Regions from separate parts of the Homo sapiens genome. Here region 1 is linked to region 2. The links are chromatin loops, found by intact Hi-C in ENCODE. Cell type or tissue: CD4-positive, alpha-beta T cell. All regions are shown on one strand. Links, peaks and the distances in the headings refer to the core of each region. The heading gives the core; the rest is flanking DNA. Region 1 overlaps GLB1 (galactosidase beta 1). Region 2 overlaps GLB1 (galactosidase beta 1).

What was found. Hi-C counts contacts between places; a loop is a spot of excess contacts. Peaks named below come from ENCODE experiments on the same cell type or tissue, not always from the same donor. Only the 100,000 strongest peaks of a DNase experiment are listed, where the experiment ranks them.
Region 1: it touches region 2 in a loop (7-fold over the local background); 10 of 110 quality-filtered maps call a loop at or near these places.

What each region holds. Positions count from the first base shown.
Region 1 is chr3:33,069,189-33,080,115 of GRCh38, forward strand. GLB1 (galactosidase beta 1) reads right to left here. Exons shown (of 16, transcript NM_000404.4): 2 at 3,356-3,525. It also overlaps the pseudogene SUMO2P10. Among named protein-coding and RNA genes, the nearest start is that of GLB1, 22 kb to the right of the region's middle. In CD4-positive, alpha-beta T cell, for the core only: a CTCF peak has its summit at 5,463 (motif pointing left); a DNase peak (open chromatin) is centred at 5,453.
Region 2 is chr3:33,018,975-33,029,901 of GRCh38, forward strand. GLB1 (galactosidase beta 1) reads right to left here. Exons shown (of 16, transcript NM_000404.4): 11 at 5,277-5,351; 12 at 2,592-2,681. Among named protein-coding and RNA genes, the nearest start is that of GLB1, 73 kb to the right of the region's middle. In CD4-positive, alpha-beta T cell, for the core only: CTCF peaks have their summits at 4,554 and 4,771; a DNase peak (open chromatin) is centred at 4,407; H3K4me3 peaks cover 1,412 bases; H3K27ac peaks cover 432 bases.

The sequences.
Region 1 (10,927 bases), core at 1,792-9,791, 52 kb after region 2:
ACACCAGCCTGGAAAACATGGTGAAACCCCGTCTCTACAAAAAACACAAAAAAATTAGCCAGGGTGTATGCCTGTGGTCCCAGTTACCCTGGAGGCTTGAGGTGGAGGTTTGCTTAAGCTAGGGAGGTTGAAGCTGCAGTGAGCTGTGATTGTGCCACTGCACTCCAAACTGGATGACAGAGTGAGACCCTGTGTCAAAATAAAGAAAGAAAAGAAAAGAAAAATTATCCAGAATTTGGATATAAGGCAAAAGGGTGACTGCATTTCCTTTCCATGTTATAATGGAGGACTGTCCAATGGGCCCACTGAGGCTTCCTTCATTCTCCAGGGGAGATATTTTGTTTGACTTACTATTTACTATTGATTAAGGGAAGAACTTTGAAGTTACAGATTAATTTGTAGATTATTGCCTGAGAGAGAAACAAATGATTGTCATACAGAGAAGACAACTCTAAAGGTTGCTTTTTCATTCATTGCCCTTTATGATACTAACCAGTTTTATCTCTAAAGATAACTTTATTTGAACATGACTTTCTTGACTGACCGTAAACCTCCCTTCCTCAAATTCTCCTTTGAATTAGCTTTACCATCTAGCTAGTTTCCTCAGTAATAAGTTAAATAAATTTTTAAAAACTTTTATTTTAGGTTCAGGGGTACATGTGCAGGTTTGTTATACAGGTAAATTGCGTGTCATGGGGGTTTGGTGTACAGATTATTTAGTCACCCAGATAATCTGCCTAGTACACGATAGGGGAACTCACCCTCCTCCCACCCTCCACCCTCAAGTAGGCCCCATTGTCTGTTGTTCCCTTCTTTGTGTCCATATGTACTCGATGTTTAGCTACCACTTATAAGTGAGAACATGTGGTATTTGGTTTTCTGTCCCTGTGTTTGCTCAGGATAATAGCCTCCAGCTGCATCCAGTTTGCTGTAAAGGACATGATCTCATTCTTTTTTGTGATTTTTGTAGTATTCCATGGTGTATATGTACCACATTTTCTTTATCCAGTTAAATAAATTTCTGACATATGTCCATTATATACTTGTTTGTAAGTCAGGTTTTTAGCTTTTTGTAATTATATTTTGCATAAATAATTGAATTGAGGTGCTCTGTGGAAGGGGAAAGAGCTCAAAAATCCAGTATCCTACATAAATTTCTAAACTGTCTATAGAGAAAGATATGGTGTAGAACCATAAACCACAGGACACATAGACCTTCCCGCTTGGCAGCCTCTTGGGAGGGGCCTTGTTATGAATTTTTACAGCAGCTCCCCAAGCTAGTCAGACTTCATGGGGACACTTCTTAAAATCAACAACAACAACAGAAAACTCCAGAGTTATATCAGCACTAATTCCTATTACATAAAAATTATAGCTGGGCACAGTAGCTCTCTTCTGTAATCCCTGCACTCTGGGAGGCCAAAGCAGTAGGATCGCTTGAGTCCAGGAGTTGAAGACCACCATGGGAAACATAGTGAGACCTCATCTCTAAAAACAAAGCAAAACAAAAAAATTAGCTGGTGTGGTAGCAGTGCCTGTAATCCCAACTACTCAGGAGGCTGAGGTGGGAGGATCACCTGAGCCCACTTTAAGGTTTCAGTGAACTATGATTGAGCCACTACATTCCAGCCAGGTGACAGAGCAAGACCCCAGCTCTAAAAAATTGTTTTAATAAATAAAAATAAAAATTATATATGTCCATGTGAGGCTTAGGAAAAATAAGAATATTTTGCTGAAAAGTAGTAAGAGACATATTTATTTTTTGAAGAAATAATTTTTAGTACGTGTAGGAAAAACTCCAAGCCCTAGATCCTCTGACAAAAGATTTTGTCAGGAATCATGTGGCAGGAGGTAAAATGACAAAACCTTCTACCAGCTCCTCTGTCTACCTACAGACAGCATGGGATACAAAGTTAAATATGGAGCCATCCATTACCATCACAAAGCTCTCTTTGAAGACCCTGGGTTGTGTCATTTTGCGTGTGTGTGATCCCATGATTTCAGGGTTCCCTGGAACAGTCTTGGTCTTCCAGAACTCACTGTCGGAATTATAAACAGGTGAACTTGGGTTCACTCTGCCAGTGGCCTTAGAACCAGAATAATGAGCGCATTCTCCCTAAGTATCTATCTTCGGAATCTGCCTCTGGGTTTTCTCACTCTTCATCTTTGAGAAGTTATCAGCAATCCACATCAGCACTGCAAGAGCCAGAGCAGCCAGCCACACCAACTTTCTTGCCTGTTAGTTAGTTACTTTGCAATAGCAAAAGAGATGCAGAGAGATAGCTATTGGGATAATTCTACACCCTGAAGTTATACAATTACCGCAGCAGAACCACAAAGCCAAACTGGGTTTCAGAAATCTACCTAAGCACAAGGCTTATTCTGTTATTGGGGCTCAGAAAACAATACCCCAAAGTATGGCACCTTGGCATGCTAAGTACTTTGAACTAAAGGAGATCGGAAGGCCTTAGAAGCAAATCTTCTTTCTCTGGCCTTCTCCTGCTCTTCTGTTGCCCACCCCTCCTTCTCCCCTGAAGCAAGTCAAACCAGAATTCATCTTCCCCCAGTGTGGGTCATAGAAATTAGAACCCCTCTCTCCCAAAGCAAGCCAGAAAACCTAGAAAGGTCACCTCTCCCTTCTCCCTTCTAGACCCTCATTGCAGAGGGGTCCTGCTCCATACCCAGAAGGAAGGAATGCCACCCAGAAAGGCCAAGAAGAATCTGTTGAGGCAGGCCTTGAGGGTTTCCCACTTCAGTCCACCACCATTAGGTCAGAACCTTTCATGGAATCTAAGTGTAAAAAGTTTTCCTTGGGTCTTCTTTTCTGAAGACTCTCATGTCAGATAAAACTTACATATCTGTTATGCTTTTCTCCTGTTAACCTAGCTTTTTGTATGACTACAGCCATACCTGTGCTACAGCTGCCTGCATGCCTTCCCTTCCCTTCAAATACTAGCTGAACCTCTGACCAAAGATATGGCCTTGGGCAAATTTCAGTTTCACCAGCTATAAACAGGAACAATAATACCTATCTCGAGGAAATGGAATCATTAGTATAAAGTGCCCTGTATCTGGTAAGTGCTCAATCATTGTTACTTCTGTTTGCTTCCCCCATCCTTTTCCTTTTTAAGCTATTTATTTAATGATTTCTGATGATTAAAATTGAAGATTGGAAGAAGTAGTTAATTATTTGAAAAAGGGCCAGTCCGGCTCATGACAAGCCCCTCCCAGAACATCACACTGGACCATTTCCCATTTCTGAGCAATAAAATAGCCACCCTGAGAAATACAGTTGTATCTTCTCTCCAGAGTGGGTGTTCAGGCCTAGGTGAGAGCCACATGCCCTCCTACTTACGTCTGGATGGCGTTCAGCCCAGCCATCTTCATCTTCAGCAGCCGGTCCTTCCAGTAGAAGCGGGGCACACGGGAGTAGTGAATGCTTCCTGAGATGTAGCGAAATGGCTGGCCATCCTTGAGGAAGGAGTCCCGGCTATAGTCAATTTCAAACATCCTCTGGGTGGCATTCTACAGAGCAAGGATGGGGTCACATGAGAACTTCCACCTTCTGCATTTCAGAAGCCGATCCTTTGAGAGTAGCAAGTGACTCTCTGCCTATTGAATTTGTATAATGTGCTGATGGACTTAATGCTTGTTTTCTGAGCTATCATACAAACCATTGCTAAGCCAGGTCCACCAGGGGTACTCAGGTAAGAGAAATCATCTAAGAGGATCCACATGCAGGATTCCATAAGGCTTAGCTTCTAGAGGCCAGCACTGAGCTGACAATCAGTGGCTGAGATGATATTCCACTGTGCTGTTCATGGGGCTGGGGAACATCACACACACACACGCATGCACGCACACACGCCATTGTTGCTGTGACCTGCCTGAGCACTGGATGCACCTCAACAACAATGTCACTGGGATAACCAAGACCCATTAACAAAATTCTAAGTGTAAAATACAGGGCAAAAAGCAATGGATTAAAACTCCAGAGCCTGACGCCCCATCCTAGATATTGCTCTGAATCCCATAGTGACCTGGATAAGTCCCATCTCTAACCCTACCTCTCTTCATCCATAACTATCCAGGGTATTAGACTAAAAGAACTTTAAGGCATTTAAGGCAATATTTGTAAAATTGTGGGCCATGACCTGATTTGTGAATAATAAACTCATTTTTGGTGGCAATAAGCATCTTTTAAAAATGAAAGAATTGTCCAGGCATGATGGCTCACACCTGTAATCCCAGAACTTTGGGAGGCCAAGGCAGGTGGATCACCTGAGGTCAGGAGTTCAAGACCAGCCTGGCCAACATGGTGAAACCCCATCTCTACCAAAAATACAAAAATTAGCCGGGCATGGTGGTGCACGTCTATAATCCCAGCTACTTGGGAGGCTGAGACACGAGAATCGCTTGAACCCGGGAAGCGGAGGTTGCAGTGAGCTGAGATCACACCACTGCACTCCAGCCTGGGCGACAGAGCGAGACTCTGTCTCAAAAAAATAATAAAATAAATAAAAATAAAAATCAAAGAATAGCAGGCACCGTTGCTTATGCCTATAATGCTAGCACTTTGAGAGGCCAAGGTTGGAGGATCACTTGAGCTAAGGAGTTCAAGACCAGCCTAGGCAATTCAGCGAGGCCTCGTCTCTACAAAAAAACAAACAAACAAACAAACAAAAATTAAGCAGGCTTGGTGGCACACGCCTATGCTCCCAGCTACTTGGGAGGCTGAGGTGGGAGGACTGCTTGAGCCCAGAAGGTTGAGAGTGCAGTGAACCGTGTTCATGCCACTGCACTGCAGCCTGGGTGACAGAGCAAGACATTGTCTCAAAAAAAAAAAAAAAAGGCAAGAAAGAAAATAGAGGCTGGGTGCGGTGGCTCACGCCTGTAATCCCTGCACTTTGGGAGGCTGAGGCAGGTGGATCACGAGGTCAGGAGATCGAAAGCATCCTGGCCAACATGGTGAAACCCCGTCTCTACCAAAAATTAAAAAAAAAAATAGCTACTCGGGAGATTGGGGCAGGAGCATCCCTGGAACCGGAGAGGTGGAGGTTGCGGTGAGCCGAGATCATGCCACTGTACTCCAGCCAGGTGACAGAGCGAGACTCCGTCAAAAGAAAGAACGAGAAAGAAGGAAGGAAGGAAGGAAGGAAGGAAGGAAGGAAGGAAGGAAGGAAGGAAGGAAGGAAGGAAGGAAGAAAGAAAGAAAGAAAGAATATTACACATAGTAAAGTATTACTTTATAAAACTTTTGTTATATATACATATGTGGAGTTGTATATGTACGCATGTATATTTGGTTGCAATGTAAGATTTATTTCTACCAAGCACGATTTTAAGAAACACTGTTTTGGGGTCACTTCAGGAGCTAAAATGTTAGGATTTTGAAAGGCAAGACCTCAACGGGTGGTGGGGGTGGGGGTTCGACTGTTAAGCCGAGTGGAACACTGCCCTCTGGTGGATAAGGCAGCAACAGGCCACAGGAGCCAAGAGAACCAGGGTTTTAAGAAGCCAACTAACTAGTGCTTTCCATTATGGGTCAGATTCCTTGTGCATCTTTAGGCTTTCAAAGGTCACAATACTAGCTCTAGTCACAGTAGCATCATAGTCCATGGTGGCTTTGGGGGTTGCCCTTGAAGCTGTATTTGGAAGCAACTGTGGCAGCATGAGTCCTAGATCACACATGCCTGAAATCCAACTGGCGAGCGGAAGTTAAACAACTCAGAGAAGAATTCATAGGGGCAAATGGAGAGCTTCACTGTAAGTGAATTACATCTCAATAAAGCTAAATAAACACAAACAACTAAGAATCATTTTTAAAAGGGCAAGTGTCAATTTAACATCACTTTATTCTTCTAGTAAATAAGGTTTTAATTTCTGTTCAAAGGAAAAGTCCCCTAAACTCACAAAAATAGAAAAATTATTTCTTACACCAGGTGTCTCAATGGATGCTCTTGAAAACATTCTCATAGTATATACATGGCTAAGTGTCAAATAAGTGTTCCTCACAAGTTTCCTAAGTTCAAAGGTGGCCCATGAGGTGGGAACATTCATTAGACAGGTAGAAAGGAGGCCAAGCAACTACTGGCAGAATTCGGAAAAGGGTAGAGCTGTTTGAAATCCACCTGTCTAAGTGAAAAAGTTCAGAGGAGCAGGAGATAAGGCTGGGAAAAAATGATGGTGGGAGACAATGGAATCTGGCCTTTGTCCCATACATGGTGGGACACTGTCTCTACCCTCCAATGACCTCAGTCTAGTCTAAATATCTCCCTACCATCCATTTACAAATATAGTATTACCAAGCACCTCTTACGTGCTGAGTAATCACAGACAAGAACCACACAGATGTGGCCACAACCCATATGGAGCTTCCATCTAGCCTAGAAGAAACCCAAGGGTTAACACAGTGAGGTCGAGGCGGTAAAGTAAGGGTTAGAGCAGAATGCTGCAGCAGAAATAAATGGCAGGGAACCCAGGCATGGCAGGGTTGAGGGGAGGGGCAAGGGCAAGTTTCTCAAAGGAAGAAACACCCCAAACTGTGTTTCTCAATCTTGGCTGCACAGCAAAATCATCTACGCAAGCTTTTAAAAATAGCAAAGTTCTTTGGGAGGCCAAGGCAGGTGGATCACGAGGTCGGGAGATCGAGACCATCCTAGCTAACACAGTGAAATCCCATCTCTACTAAAAATACAAAAAAAAAATTAGCCGGGCGTGGTGGTAGGTGCCTGTAGTCCCAGCTACACAGGAGGCTGAGGCAGGAGAATGGCGTGAACCTGGGAGGCGGAGCTTGCAGTGAGCCGAGATTGTGCCACTGCACTCCAGCCTGGGCGACAGTGCGAGACTCTGTCTCAAAAAAAAAAAAAAAAAGCAAAGTTGACCTCACCCCCAGACATTCATGTTTTAATTGGTCTTGGGAGGAACCCAGACATTGGAATTTCTTAAAGCTGCCTAGATGATGTAATGTGCAGCCAAGGTTGAGAACCACTGGCCTGAGCCAAGGCCTAGGATAAAGCGAAGTTAGCCATGGGGGAAGGTGACACAGATGGAGAAAACTGCGTGTGAGGCCTGGGGGAGGGAGGGCAGGACTACAGGCCAGGAGCCACAGAGCCTCAATATAGTTGAAACATGGCAGCTGCTGAGGCAGAGGAGGAGGCCAGGGCCAGATCGAATGAGCCCTGAAGTCCAGATTCAAGGGCCCGGATTTTATGCTGAGAGCCATGGAGAGCAACTGAAATGAAAGAATGATAGGACCAGATATGTGTTTTCAAATGTTTGGCTTTTTCCTGAATGGGCAAAAAAGGCAGAAGAGATGTGGCTATGGCCCACGGTGGTGACAATGAGGTGGGCAGGAGGCAGAAGGAGGACATTCCAGGATGGTGGCCAGTTAGATGTGAGGCACAGGCGCGAACCTGAAGAGGCTCCCACTGTTCTTGGGGAGAAATCTGAGTGTCAAAATGAGAGACAGAGAGAGCGAGCATGTGAGAGACTTAAGAGATATATCAATTTAAAAAATATGACTACGTGTATATTAACACCTATCAGTTCATCGTAATTTACAGGGAGAAAAAATTCATTGGTCACTTTTGGAGACTGCTAGAGTACCAACTCATTACTATGAAAAGTGATAAATACAGAGAAAGAGTCAAGCAGTTTACTTCCCCTTCACATAAAAACTGTATTTCAGGGTTATCAAAACATTGACAATGGAAAATTCTCCACTGGATCCCAGTTAATTAAATACAGAAGGGCCCGGACACAATGGCTCATGCCTGTAATCCCAGCAATTTGGGAGGCCAAGGCAGGAGAATTGCTAGAGCCCAGGAGTTCAAGACCAGTCTGGGGAACATGGCGAGACCCTGTCTCTATAAAAAAAAAAATTAAAATTAGTGTCTCCCTCACCCACTGCTGCCGCCTCCTTCTTCTCCCACTCCTGTTGCTGCTTGCGTGCTCATTCGGTGCAGTCTTGGTACCTCTTTTGTGAAGCGGCAGCTGAGACTTAGGCGCTTGCCGTGGCAGATGAAAAGCCCAAGGAAGGAATCGAGACTGAGAACAAAGATCATATTAATTTGAAGGTGGCAGGGCAGGAGGGTTCTGTGGTGCAGTTTAGGATTAAGAGGCATACACCACTTAGTAAACTAATGAAAGCCTGTTGTGAACGATAGGGATGGTCAATGAGACAGATCAGATTCCAATTTGACAGGCAACCAATCAATGAAAGAGACACACCTGCTCAGTTGGAAATGGAGGATGAAGATACAACCGATATGTTCCAACAGCAGTCAGGGGGTGTCTACTAAAAAGGGAACCTCCCACTTCACTCCAGAACTCTGTTCTTTACAGACCAAGATCACATTCTCAAATAGAAAACTGCAATTTGGTTCCACCACATCCTGACTACTACAGTATAGTTTTCTCTATTCTTTCATTTCCCCCTTCCCCATTCCTTTATTGTACATAAAGTAACTGGTAAATGTGCACAAGTATATTACTTTTTTTTTTTTAACTAAACAGCCAATGGTACGTTTTGATTGATATCAAGTGGAGATGAGATGGGGAAAAATACCGATTCTGTAAAAATACTCCCTTTTCTTCATTAGTGGCATGCTCATTCAGCTCTTATCTTTATATTTCAGTAAGTTATTTTGCTGTTTTAACAAAAAAAAAACATAAAAATCCTTGCATACTTTATTCAATTGTAGAATGTTAATGTTTTTCATTTATCATTGTAAAACCAAGGACAATTTTATAACTTTGTTGTACATAGTTGTTAAATGTAGGGCAATTTGTCTTTAAGTAGGGATAAATTAGTCTAAAAAAAAAAAGGAATCCTAGATAGTTTTTCCTTCAAGTCAAGAAGCTTGTTGTTTAAACTTCTTGTTTAAAATAAATAAACAAACAAAATTAGCTGGTGTGGTGGCAGGCACTGGTAGTCTTAGCTACTCAGGAGGCTGAGGCAGGAAGATTGCTCGAGCCCAGGAGGTCAAGGCGATGGTGAGATGTGATAGGGCCACTGCAGTCCAGCCTGGGTGACAGAGAGGGACCCTGTCTCAAAATAACAATAAATGCAGAAGGAATAAAAGCATCTGAAAACACCTTTTCCCCAACACTTAGTGAAATGGATTTAAGCTATAATCATCAATAGATGCTAAAACCATTAGAAACACTGATGGAAATTGTGTGAAGGATTGGGCATATTTTTTGTGCTCCATCTGCTCAATTTCAGCCTCAAAAAAAGTCGAATAGCCAGACATTATGTCTCTCATGTTATGATTTAACACGAAGTACAGTCTCATCTAGAAAGTAGTCCTCATTATTGAATCAAAATCACAATTGAACCCGAATCTAATAATACCATAAGGAAGCAATAAGCCAAATCCAAAATGTGGGACATTTTAAAAGTCCAATGATTCAGTTGTTCCAACAAATCAATGGTATTAAAAGAAAGAAAGGGAGTATTATTTGGAAATGAAAGAACTTCAGAGGAATAATGGCCTAATGATTGCATTAGATCATTATATGTGATATGATATGTGTAATAAGGTATGGTACAATATTCGTAATATGAAATGATACGATATTCATTAGGTCAGTGTGAACCTGGTTTGGATCCTAATTCTTTTATTTTTATTACTTTTTATTTACTATTATAATTTTTTAAGATTTTTTGGATACAGGGTCTTGCTCCGTCACCCAGGCTGGAGTGCAATGGCTCAATCATATCTCATGGCAGTCTTGAACTCCTGGGTTCAAGCGATTCTCCTGCTTCAGCAAACTATGGCATATGTATATGATAGACTACTACTCAGCAATAAAAAAGAACAAACTACTGGTATTTGTAATAATGTAAATAAATCTCAAAAATGTTGAGAGAAAGAAGCCTTACACAATTGGGTTCATACTGCATGAACCTATTTATATGAAGTCCTGGGAAAGGCAAATCTAATCTATGGTGGAAGAAAAAATCAGAATAGTTAACTCTGGGAGAGTAGAGGTAGGTATTGCCTGGGAAGGGACGTGAGGGAACTTTCTGGGGTAATGGTAATTAATATTCCATAGCTAGATAAGGGTTTTGGATTATGCAGGTGTAGGCATTTGTTAAAACTCATCAAATGGTACGTTTAAGATATGTGCATTTCATTGTATGTAAATTTTACCTTGGAAGAAAAAGGGGCTACTAACAAACACTGACTGCTAGTTAATGATATGCCTACTGAAGTATTTATTTTAGCAAGAGGAGGGCATTGATATCTGCAACTTATTTTGAAATACATTCAAAAAATAAGATGAATTGATAGATGGAGGAATGGACTGATAGTAATATGTTAATGGTATAATCTTTCAACCCTCTCTGAAAAATTTTCCTAGCAAAATGTTGACACAAATAAAAATGCAGACTGATAAAATGAATTATGGTTTATATTGTATGTGTATTGTACATGCATGTTTGTATATATACAAATACACATACATGATCAAATGTTACGCAGCTCTGGAGAGTATGTAGCCCTTGCCATTGTGAAATGATCTCCGATGGATATCCCAGCACTTTGGGAGGGATATAGGGTGAAAAGAGAAGGCAGAGGAGAGAGTTTTTTGTTTTTGAGTCAGGGTCTTTCTTGCTCAGTTGCTCTGGCTGGAGTGCAGCAGCATGATCATGGCTCACTGCAGCCTTGACCTCCTGGGCTCAAGCGATCCTCCCACCTCTGTTCCCAAGTAGATGGGACCACAGGGGTGCGCCACCATGCTCAGTTAATAATTTTCAAATTTTCTGTAGAGATAGGATCTCACTATGTTGCCCAGGCTGGTCTCCAACTGCTGGCCTCAAGCAATCCTCCCACCTCACGATCGCAAAGTTCTGGGATTACTGGCGTGAGCCACTGTGCCCAGCCTGAAAACTGTTTTTTTTTGTTTGTTTGTTTGT
Region 2 (10,927 bases), core at 195-8,194:
GCAAAACTGTCTCCAAGTTCATGGGCTAAATCTGCTTTAACATACAAAACAAAAGGCAATGAGCTGGGTGCAGTGGCATGCACCTGTAGTCTCAGTTACTTGGGGAGGATCTCTTGAGCCCAGGAGTTTGAGGCTAGTCCGGGCAACATAGCAAGACCTCATCTCTAATAATAATAATAATAACAACAAAGTCCATCAGAACTGTTTTAAGTGGAGGAACGGGGGAAAGAAACAGTTAAGAGACTAGATTGTAACCAACCACTAAGTCAGAAAATATTTTTAGATGCTGACATCCCTGGTCCAAAAGGAAAGCCTCAAACAATCAGCCTCAGCAGTAACGGAATTATTCACAGATTATAGTTATTGACATAATAATCCACAGAATTATAGTTATTGACTTTGCTTATTTACTTCCTGCTGTGGACATTATTAGCAGGGCTGAGCTGGGACATAAATCCAGTTATGGAACAGAATGCAAATAGAGATCCAGCATGGAACAGAGAAAAGTTTCCCTACTTCTAGGGCCCAGAAAGAAAGAAAGTAAACTTCAGGCAAGTGGAAAGGTGACTGGGAGGAGCTGAGGAGAGCACTAATCCACCTTCCTGTGTTGCAGGAATGAGCTGAGCACAAGAAATGCTACTAAGACCACACAAACCTTCTAGCGCAAGAACACCTCCCGCCCAGGCTCCACATCTCCATCTCCTTCTGGTTCATTTATTTACTTATTTTGAAAACTAGCTAAAGTGGTAAGTTTCCTCAAGGGCTGAGGAAAGCTTTGTCAAGGGCTTCCAGAAGGAGGGGTAGAAGCTGTGATGCTCCCCAGGCAGGTGTGGCTGAGGCTCAGGGGATCCCTGCAGAGACAGTAGGCTGAGCCCCACTCCCTGAAGTCTGTGCCCTTTGGGGTTTTTTGCTGGAAATAGATATTCTGTGGACTTGCCCCAGATCTGAAAGAGCCAGGGCCCAGGAAGCCCCACCCAATCTGAGAGCACTACCTTGGCCAAAGATCAGAAAGCAGAAGGGGTCTGAGAAAGAACAATGGCTGCACGTGTTCATATAGTAACCTGGAACTCCCTCCCCAGGCTACACGTGCTCTGGGATCATTGTCTGAAGTGCTCAACAGCTCTGCTAAGTGCAGGTAAGTTCCATTTATAGATGTGGGTGCTAGGACTGCAGAGTACCCTATACAACGTTCATGAAACAGTGAATGTGTGTGTGGTGGGGGGACTTAATTATTCATTTTATTGCAAAATAGAATTGTTGGAATAAAATCACAGGTGTAAAAACAGGAACTGACAGCAAACTTCACTAAACTAAGATTAGATATGCTGTTATTATTTTGCCTTACTGTTCAGACTCCTTCCAGAAGGTGGTTGCCACAGAAAATCAGAAAGGAGGACGTGGATAACCTTCCATTTCAAAACATGGGGCTGAGATCCTAAGTGATGAAGCTTAACATTGCAGTTAAGGGACAAGCTGGTCTCACGGGCATCCTGCTATCATTCCCTGAGAAGGACATATCACCTTTGTTGTGTTCATGTCCAAAATGTCTTACTGAATCTAATTAGTGAGGCAAAGTCTACAAACACCCCGACCTTTTCAAAAATGTCCATGTCATGAGAGAGAGACTTAGGAACAGTTTCAGACGGAAGAAGACTAAGGAGAATATAATTAATGTGTGATTATGGATTGGAAACTGGATTGAGAAAAGATTAAGCTGTAAAGGACGTTATTGCAATGACCAGGGACACTTGACTATAGAATTTATATTAGATAATAGGATTGCATCAATATTAAATTTCTCATGTGTGATCATTGTATTGTGGTTCTGCAGGATAATGTTCTTTTTCTTAAAAGATGTATGCTGTGGAGTGACATGGTGCTGATAACTCAAATGGTTAGAAAAAGAAAAGCAGTTGACTACATACACAGAGAGAAAAAGGCAATTAAAGCACTGTTAACAATTGGTGAATCTAGGTAAAAAGCATATGGGTGTTTATTGTACTATTCTTGCAACTTTTTTTGGATTTAAAATTTTCCAAAACAAAATGCTGGGAAAAACTTTAAAAAAATAAAGATGAGGCAGTGTCTGGAGATCAAACACATACACATATACAAACACTGAAAAAAAAAAAAAAAAAGATGTGCTCTGTTCTCTTCAAAAGCAGGAAAAAGAATCTCAAAGAACCTAGTCTACCAAAAAACACAGTCCTTATGCCATTGAACTAAGAACAAATAATTAAACTGTCTGTTTTGAGTATTAAAACAGTGATCTTCCACTGATGCCTAGTAATAAAGATTAATTAGATTGGTCAGTGAACTCAATTTATAACTTGTACAGAATTATGTTGAAGCAGGTTGGGCTACCTCCTGTATGAGTGAGAAGAAGTGGGGCAAAAAATATAGGCATGATCAGCCCACCACGCAGCACTTCAAGCTAAAGAGAGCCTGGAAATTCATGGTTCATTTACCTGGGATCTGATGCATTTGCTTACCATTTTGGCCCCTGAATTCAGAATGGGCACTGCAAGGCAGTGCAGAAAGCACACTTTTGCAAGTAGAAAAAAGGCGAGGCATTACCTTTGAAGGCCTACCTGTTTCACCTGGATAAATGTCAAGGGATAAAGGCTTTTGATGGGCCCAGAGGGACACAGAATGTCCAGAGCTGCTCCCACTGTCTTTAACTGAAAAGAAACAAAAGCAGCATTCACACACTGCACCCCTCACTGGTCATCAGGTTACAGAGTCATTCCCTAATTATCAAAGACATCAGTGGGTTTGACCAAACCCCTAAATAAACCTAAATCATTCAAATTCCACTCAGTATTGCTTCCCAGTCTCCTTCAGTCCTCTCCATCTACTCCCTAACTCCTGATGAAAACTATGAATGATAGTAGTCTTAAAAAGGTTTCAAACATACCTATTCGGAAGTCCAACCTGCTCAGAGACCTATAAAAGATTCTTAAAATGAATGAAAACGAAGGCTCAGATGCTGCCTCCTTATAAACCCTCTCTGAACACCCCCGAGTAAAACAACTAAGAAGTAAAAGTAGTAACCAGAGGCCAGTTACATTCAACTAAGATTAGACATGCTATTATTATATCACCTTAATATTTAATACTTCCTAGTTACTTCACCCTCCTCTGAACTTGTGTGTGGCATATCTTCCATGCCTGTATCACTTTTCAGTTGCTCATCTTTGTCTTCCTCACCAGACTGTCAGCTCCTTAAGGATAAGATATGTTCCATTCTCAGCCCCAATGCCCAGAACATAGTAAATGCCTGGTAAGTATTTATTATATTCAATACAAAGGATTGTGTATTCTTGCAACCCAGGATACTTATTCTGATGCAATAACAACAATAATAATAACAGCTACCAGTCATTGCCTGTCTACACACTCCAGATGAGATACAGCGTTTTACATGCACTAGCTCATTGAATACTCACAGCTACCCTGTGAGGCAGGTACTACTGTCCCTGTGTTGTGGAGACTCACAGAAGTCCACTTGAGTAATGACAGAGCCAGGATTTGTAGTTAGATTTGGCTCCAAACCCCAGGATTTTCCATGACTATAATACTGGTTAGGATTTTTTTTTTTTTTTTTTTGAGAGAGTCTCACTCTGTCACCCAGGCTGGTAGGCTGGAGTGCAGTGGCGTAATCTTGGCTCACTGTAACCTCCTCCTCCCAGGTTCAAGTGATTCTCCTGCCTCAACCTCCTGAGCAGGCATGTGTCACCATGCCTGGCTAATTTTTGTATTTTTAGTAGAGACGGGGTTTCACCATGTTGGCCAGGCTGGTCTTGAACTCCTGACCTCAGGTGATCCTCCCGCCTCGGCCTCCCAAAGTACTGGGATTACAGGCGTGAGCCACCATGCCCAGCCCAGTTAGGAATTTCATAAACACTTCCCATGGTTACCTTGCTGATGTGCAGCATCAAGGAAAAAAATCTCATTTACAATTTCATCAAGCCAGCTACTCATATGGGTGTTTTCCCACCTGAACACTAAGAAATTCAACTCACGGTAAAAACTTATTTTCTATATAACTGTGTTCTACATAAACTTAATTCAGTTATATGCTGATTTGCTATCTTCAACTGTATATATTTATTTAAAAATAAAAAGTCATTTCTGCTCACACAATTTTCCTTCACGGTAAACAGAATGTGCTTTTGGTAATAAGCTAGCTTGGTTTTAGCAATGTTGTTGTTTTGAACATTTGGAGCTATTTTCTGTTGCATAAAAATAGATTTGTCATGGCTCTGAAACAAACAAACCAAAGTTTTCCTTAAGTAGCTGTAGCAATGAACAAGTAGAAGGTGCTCCCTTTACAAGAGTGACTGAAGTCTGATTAATCTAAAGAAAGATCCTTATCAGACAGAAAGACCACATTCTTTGTAGAATGTAGCACAGGTATCTGACACTAGGTGGAAAATGTTATAAGAACTCAACCAACCAACCATGTCAAAGGGCTTCTTGGATGGAAAAATTACATAATCATGTTTGGCATTTTGCTTGAAGATAAAAACTTACGATACTATTTTAGGATATCGAGATTCTTAAGAAATAGGTAACGGTTCTTTTTTTTTTTTCTTGTGAGTTAATACATGTAGGAGTTAGGGATTATAAAAGGGGAAAACCTGAAGACACAGATGGTCAAAACAAATTGACTTTGGCTATGTCACTCCTCTGACTATTAAGTAAAACCTCTCTTCTTTTTCGCTTTTCCTAGAATACATTGCCCTTAACTCCTATTTATGATTGATTTCTAGCTTTTCCCCCAGTGTCCCCATTTAACGTATAAACCACAGACCATAAAAATTAGGACATGACTTTGAGATGGAGGTAAGTATATAATTTAGGGCAGAGGTCTATCAAAATGCCTGTGATTTTGGGGAACTCCTAAAAAAGGTAAATACGACAAAGAGCCTTGGCAGCCATAACAATGAGGTGGCATGTTATTTCCACAAAGGCACTTGACACTGTTTAAACCACTGATAAAGGAACCAAGATGACCCAAATGATCCAAGAATGCCTACTACTCCCACCCATGTCTCATCTGCTCATCCTGTCAACAGGCATGAGTATCTTCTCACCTCTCTCTCCCCATTTTCCCAGAAACATCATTTACCCCATTAGGCTTGCAGAAAACAAATTCGCAGAAAAATAACGAACCAATTCCTCCAGCACAGCACTTTCACTCACTGCTACTAAATTCCACTTTCTCACTCCCATCTCTCACTTTCAAAGTTTCTGTTATTTTTTTTTCTTACCTTTTCCAAAGTGACCTTTCCATATGCAAACTTTGGTGTAGATGGAGGGATAGGACCTTCTGGTACTTTTTCAAACTATAAACCAGAGTAGAAAAAGAGAGAAAAGAAAAAAAGTTGGTAAACCTTCAGAAACATATTCATAAAATTTATTATTTGAAAGCAAGGTCAAAGACTCAACAGTGCCACTGCTTTTTTGGAAAATCAAAGGAACTAGAGACTTCTTCCAAAGCAGGATCTGGTAAATTTTTTACCTCTAAGTGTATGTCTGTGTTTTAAGCTTCAGGAATATCCAAATAATTATAAACCGAAAGACCTCAAAACAAAAGAGCAAAAACAAGTAGAGAGAATGAGGGTAAACAGCAGAAGGCTAGGGGAGTGGGAGGAAAAAAGGAAACAGGTACGTGACAGACTCTGAAGGGAGACAGCCTATCATAGGAAAAATATTAATCTTATTGCTAAAGTTCTGTATCAATGTTAAATTTACTGTGGTTACAAGAGAGAATACTTCTCCATATTGTTATGAAACATATAACGAAGTATTTAAAGGTAAAGGCCGTGATGTATGCAATCCTCCAATGATTTAGAAAACACACACACAGACAGAGAGAGAGAAGAAACAAGTCTATGCACGAGTGATGAAGCATGTAGAGTAAAATGTTGACACAGATAAGTCCGGGTGGAGAATATACAAATCCTCTTTTTTTTTTTTTTTGAGACGAAGTCTCGGTCTTGTTGCCCAGGCTGGAGTGCAATGGCACGATCTCAGCTCACCGCAACCTCTGCCTCCCGGGTTCAAGTGATTCTCCTGCTTCAGCCTCCCGAGTAGCTGGGACTACAAGCATGCACCACCACACCTGGCTAATTTTGTATTTTTAGTAGAGATGGGGTTTCTCCATGTTGGTCAGGCTGGTCTCGAACTCCTGATCTCAGGTGATCCGCCCGCCTCAGCCTCCCAAAGTGCTCGGATTACAGGCGTGAGCCAGCGCGCCTGGCCACAAATCCTCTTTTTTTAAACTACTTTTATTCTTGTAACTTTTTTGAAAGTCTGAAACTATTTTTCAAAATAAATCCTTATTAAATGTTAAATATTATATCTGGACATATACACATGCACACACATATATGTGCATGTATGTATACAATTATGGAGTAAGAAGATCTGGGAGAAAGTCCCACGTCTTAGAAATGTCTGTAGCCATCCGGCTTTTCAAGTAGAGTGTACTGTGAGTTCTCAAGATCCTTCTATTTCTTTCTTTCCTTCTTTTTTTTTTGGTTTCCCTTTCTAAAAGTCACAATGCTGGCAGCATCGCCTCTTTGTAGCCCGGAGCAGCTGCTGCCATCACGCTGGCTGTGGCGGAAGGAGGTCGTGGGCCGTGGCGGTGGGAGCAGCTGCTGCCATCACGCTGGCTGTGGCGGAAGGAGGTCGTGGGCCGTGGCGGTGGGAGCAGCTGCTGCCATCACGCTGGCTGTGGCGGAAGGAGGTCGTGGGCCGTGGCGGTGGGAGCAGCTGCAGGGCCAGTAGTGGCGGCGGAGAGGACCCCTGTGCCCCATGTCCCCGAGGCAGCTGACTGTGCCGTCCCCAGCCTCACGGGGCCAGGCAGGACCCACTCCCAGGCCCGGAGCCTCTGCCGCTGTTGACCCTGGCCCCGCGTCACTGCTCTTGCCTTGCTGCTGCTGTGGAAAGGGTGCAGCAGGAAGGAGGTGGTCAGTCCCTGAAGCCCGCCACGATGGGACTGGGCCGAGTCACCCGCTGGTGGGGGAGCAGCGTGGTTGGGCACGGAGGGGCGGACAGAGAAGGGCCCCGAGGTAGAGCTGTGCCCGGGGCAGTGCCACGATCCATGGAGCCAAGCAGGAGCTGGGCGTGGCTGCAGCTACCAAGCTGCAGCTGCAGACGGAAACATCTCTGCACTCTTGGGGATCCAGGAAGGTCCCCCTCCCCCAAAAGGCTAAGAGGTGTCTGCTCCCGCTGCCTAGCCTCTCTCTTCTCCCAGCGCCACTCCGACCTCGGAGCAAGGATGGGGCTGAGCCCACGTGCTGTCGCACGCTGGCTGGGTGTGCAAACGTTCAGGGTAGCACTGACATGCCAGCCCCCTGCCACCTCAGCCCCCTCTGGACTTTGGGCACCGATGAGCACAGGAGGGAGGCCGAGGGGGTGCTGAGGGCAGCTCAGCACTGGCCTGTAGGCGTCCCTTGGCACAAACAGCCCGGGCGCCATGAATGGTGGCAGAAGGTAGACAGGCTCCTGGGTGGAAGGGGGCGAGTCCCTGGTGAAGCCCCACCTTCAAGCTGGGGAGGGCCCGAAGCCTGGGGTTCGGGCCACTAGTCTCATGGACCAGAGGGGTAACTTGTGGTGCTTTTCCCTGGGCCTGCCAATGGCCGCCATGGTCCAAGCAGCACCTCCTCCCCACTGAAGCCCATAACAACTGCTGGCTCAGCAAGACCAGAAGATGGAGAGACAAGGGGAGACAATCAGCTGCAGAGAGAAACTATCCTCTCTGCTGAGAGGATGGAGGGAGGATGGGACAATCTACCCACAGAGAGGCACTACCCTCTCTGCTGAGAGCTGAACACTCGCTGGGACACCCTGGCTATGGAGACAAGCTATCCACTGTGGGCCTCCTCTGAGCTGTTCTATCGCTCAATAAAGCTACTCTTCATCTTGCTCACCCTCCACTTGTCTGTATACCTCATTCTTCCTGGATGTAGGACAAGAACTCAAGATCCGCTGAATGGTGAGGCTAAAAGAGCTGTAACACAAATAGGGCTGAAACATGCCCCTTGCTCACCACGTTGTGGGGGAAAAGGAGAGAAGAGCTATGGTCCTTTGGGGAGCCCAGACCTGGGAGCTACCCGAGCTGGGGCTGTGACTCTCTCTTTGGGGCCCTGTGGTTCCTGGCATCTCCAAGCTTCTGGGCACTATTGCATACCCTGATGCCAGCCAGAGAAGCTGTCTGCAGTGCACCTGGTCCAGCTGCAGCCTTGCAGAGGGCTGGCGCCTGTGCGGGCAACCTGGAGCTGCTCACCCTGCAGCAGCAGCAGCCAGCGTGTCTGACCGTGCACAGTGGCTCAACCCCACGCTTGCTCACACACCCCTTGCCGCTTTATGCCTGACTTGCCCTTGGCAGGTATGGGATCCAGGCAGGAAGCATGAACCGAGTGCAGCCTGCCAGGCCGAGTGGGCAGAACGAACCCAGTGGGCCCGAGCAAAACTCGGGCAAAGGCGCCACAGGCCACAGAGGTTTCCAGCCAGAAAAGTGACACCCGGCTCACGCCTATATTCCCAGCACTTTGGGAGGCCGAGGCAGGCAGATCACTTGAGGTCAGGAGTTCAAGACCAGCCTGGCCAACGTGGTGAAACCCCATCTCTACTAAAAATACAAAATTAGCCAGGCATGGTGGCACATGCCTGTAGTCTCAGCTACTTGGGAGGCTGAGACATGAAAATCGCTTGAACCTGAGAGGCGGAGGTTGCAGTGAGCTGAGATTGCACCACTGCACTCCAGCCTGGGTGACAGAGTGAGATTCTATCTCAAAAAATAAAATATAAAATAAAATAAATAAAAAGAGGAGGACAAAAGACTGTTATAGTGAAAAGCAACAGTCCCCTGCCTCACTTTTCTCTTAGTTCTTTCAGAGGAAGCCATTTAAAAATTATCATTTTTTATTATTTTGTTTTGAGATAGGCTGTTGCCCAGGCTGAAGTACAGTGGCACAATCACGGCTCACTGCAGCCTCAACCTCCTGAGTTCCAGTGATCCTCCTGTCTCAGCCTCCTGAGTAGCTGGGACTATAGGCATGCACCACCATGACCTGCTAATTTTTATTTTTATTTTTGTAGAAATGGGGTCTCACTATGTTGCCTAGCCTGGTCTCGAACTCCTGAACTCAAGCGATCCTCCCACCTTGGCCTACCAAAGTGCTGGAATTACAGGTGTGAGCTACCACGCCCAGCACATTTTAAGATTATTTAATTGTTCCTATTTTTGCTTCTTCTGGTCTCTAAGTAATATATGTGTACTGCTTTTTCTTATCATTGATTTCTTTAACACATGAGAGTACAGCCCAGAAGATAAAGAAAGTTTATCTTCCTTTCTTGCTATTATGGTTATATCACCATTTTCAGCTTCTCTCCTAGTTATCTTTGTACCTTTAAAATAATATCCTTATATCTTTATTTATTAGTTCCATCAATTAGCATATTACCCTATGTCGCCTCTTTTTTCTCGTTTTGTTTTTTTGAGATGGAGTCTCAAACTTCATGTCTATAGCATTATCCTTTTAAATTTTTATTTTTTAAAAGTAACACTCTGAGTGTGGGGTGACTAGGTCAAAGGATATGAGTATAAGACTCTTAAAATAGTGTATACTCACATTTTCATCAAGTATCCATACTTGCTTATGTCATTTACCCAAAAATTTTTTTTTTTTTTTTGATACGGAGTTTCGCTCTTGTTGCCCAGGCTGGAGTGCAATGGCACAATCTCGGCTCACTGCAACCTCCACCTCCCAGGTTCCAGCGATTCTCCTGCCTCAGCCTCCCGAGTAGCTGGGATTACAGGCATGCACCACCACGCCTGGCTAATTTTTTGTATTTTTAGTAGAAACGGGTTTTCTCCATGTTGGTCAGGCTGGTCTCAAACTCCTGACCTCAGGTGATCCGCCCGCCTCGGCCTAAGTGCTGGGATTACAGGCGTGAGCCACTGCGCCTGGTCATCATTTACCCAATTTTCTATGTAGATCTTGATATTCTGATCAGTGATATTAGCTCATTATAATACAGATATTAAGCTTTCATCTGTCTATCCCATTTACTACAATTTTCTAACTTTTCATTTTAATATTGATGATTTTCATTGATACTAGTTTGATTATCATATAGCAAAATCCTCATCTTTACCTTAGCTAATTAATGTTTCAGAAAAGAAATGAACAAATATACCAAAATGCTATACTTCTAAACCATTATTTTTCCATAATAATTTGTGCTTTAATCATACTTTTCAGAGCAATCAGAAATGTTGCTTCTCATACTTAACCGGACACATTCAACACGGGAAGCTGCTCTTTTCCCTGTGGAATCCACTAGATTCAATGGTGACCAGCTTTTCCTTCACCAAGACCTCTAATGTTTTCATACATTCATCCAACAAACTCTTATTAAGAAAGTACTCTGTGTCAGGTCCTATGCTTGGTACTAGACTTATAAACCTATTCCAGAGAGTGAGAAATGTGTATAAATCAGTTATATTAATACACCACAAAAAGTAGTATTTTCACTAGTAAAGACACGGAATCAACCTAAATGACAATCAATGGTAGACTGGATAAAGAAAATGTGGCATATATACACCATGGAATACTATGCAGCCATAAAAAAGAAACAAGATCATGTCCTTTGCAGCAACATGGATGGAGCTGGAGGCCATTATCCTAAGCAAACTAATGCAGGAACAGAAAACCAAATACTGCACATTCTCACTTATAAGTGGGAGCTAAATGATGAGAACACATGGACACAAAGAGGGGAACAGACATCAGGGCCTACTTGAGGGTGGTAGGTAGGAGGAGGCAGAGGATCAAAGAATGACCTATCAGGTACTATGCTTATTACCTGGGTGACAAAATAATCTGTATACCAAACCCCTGTGACA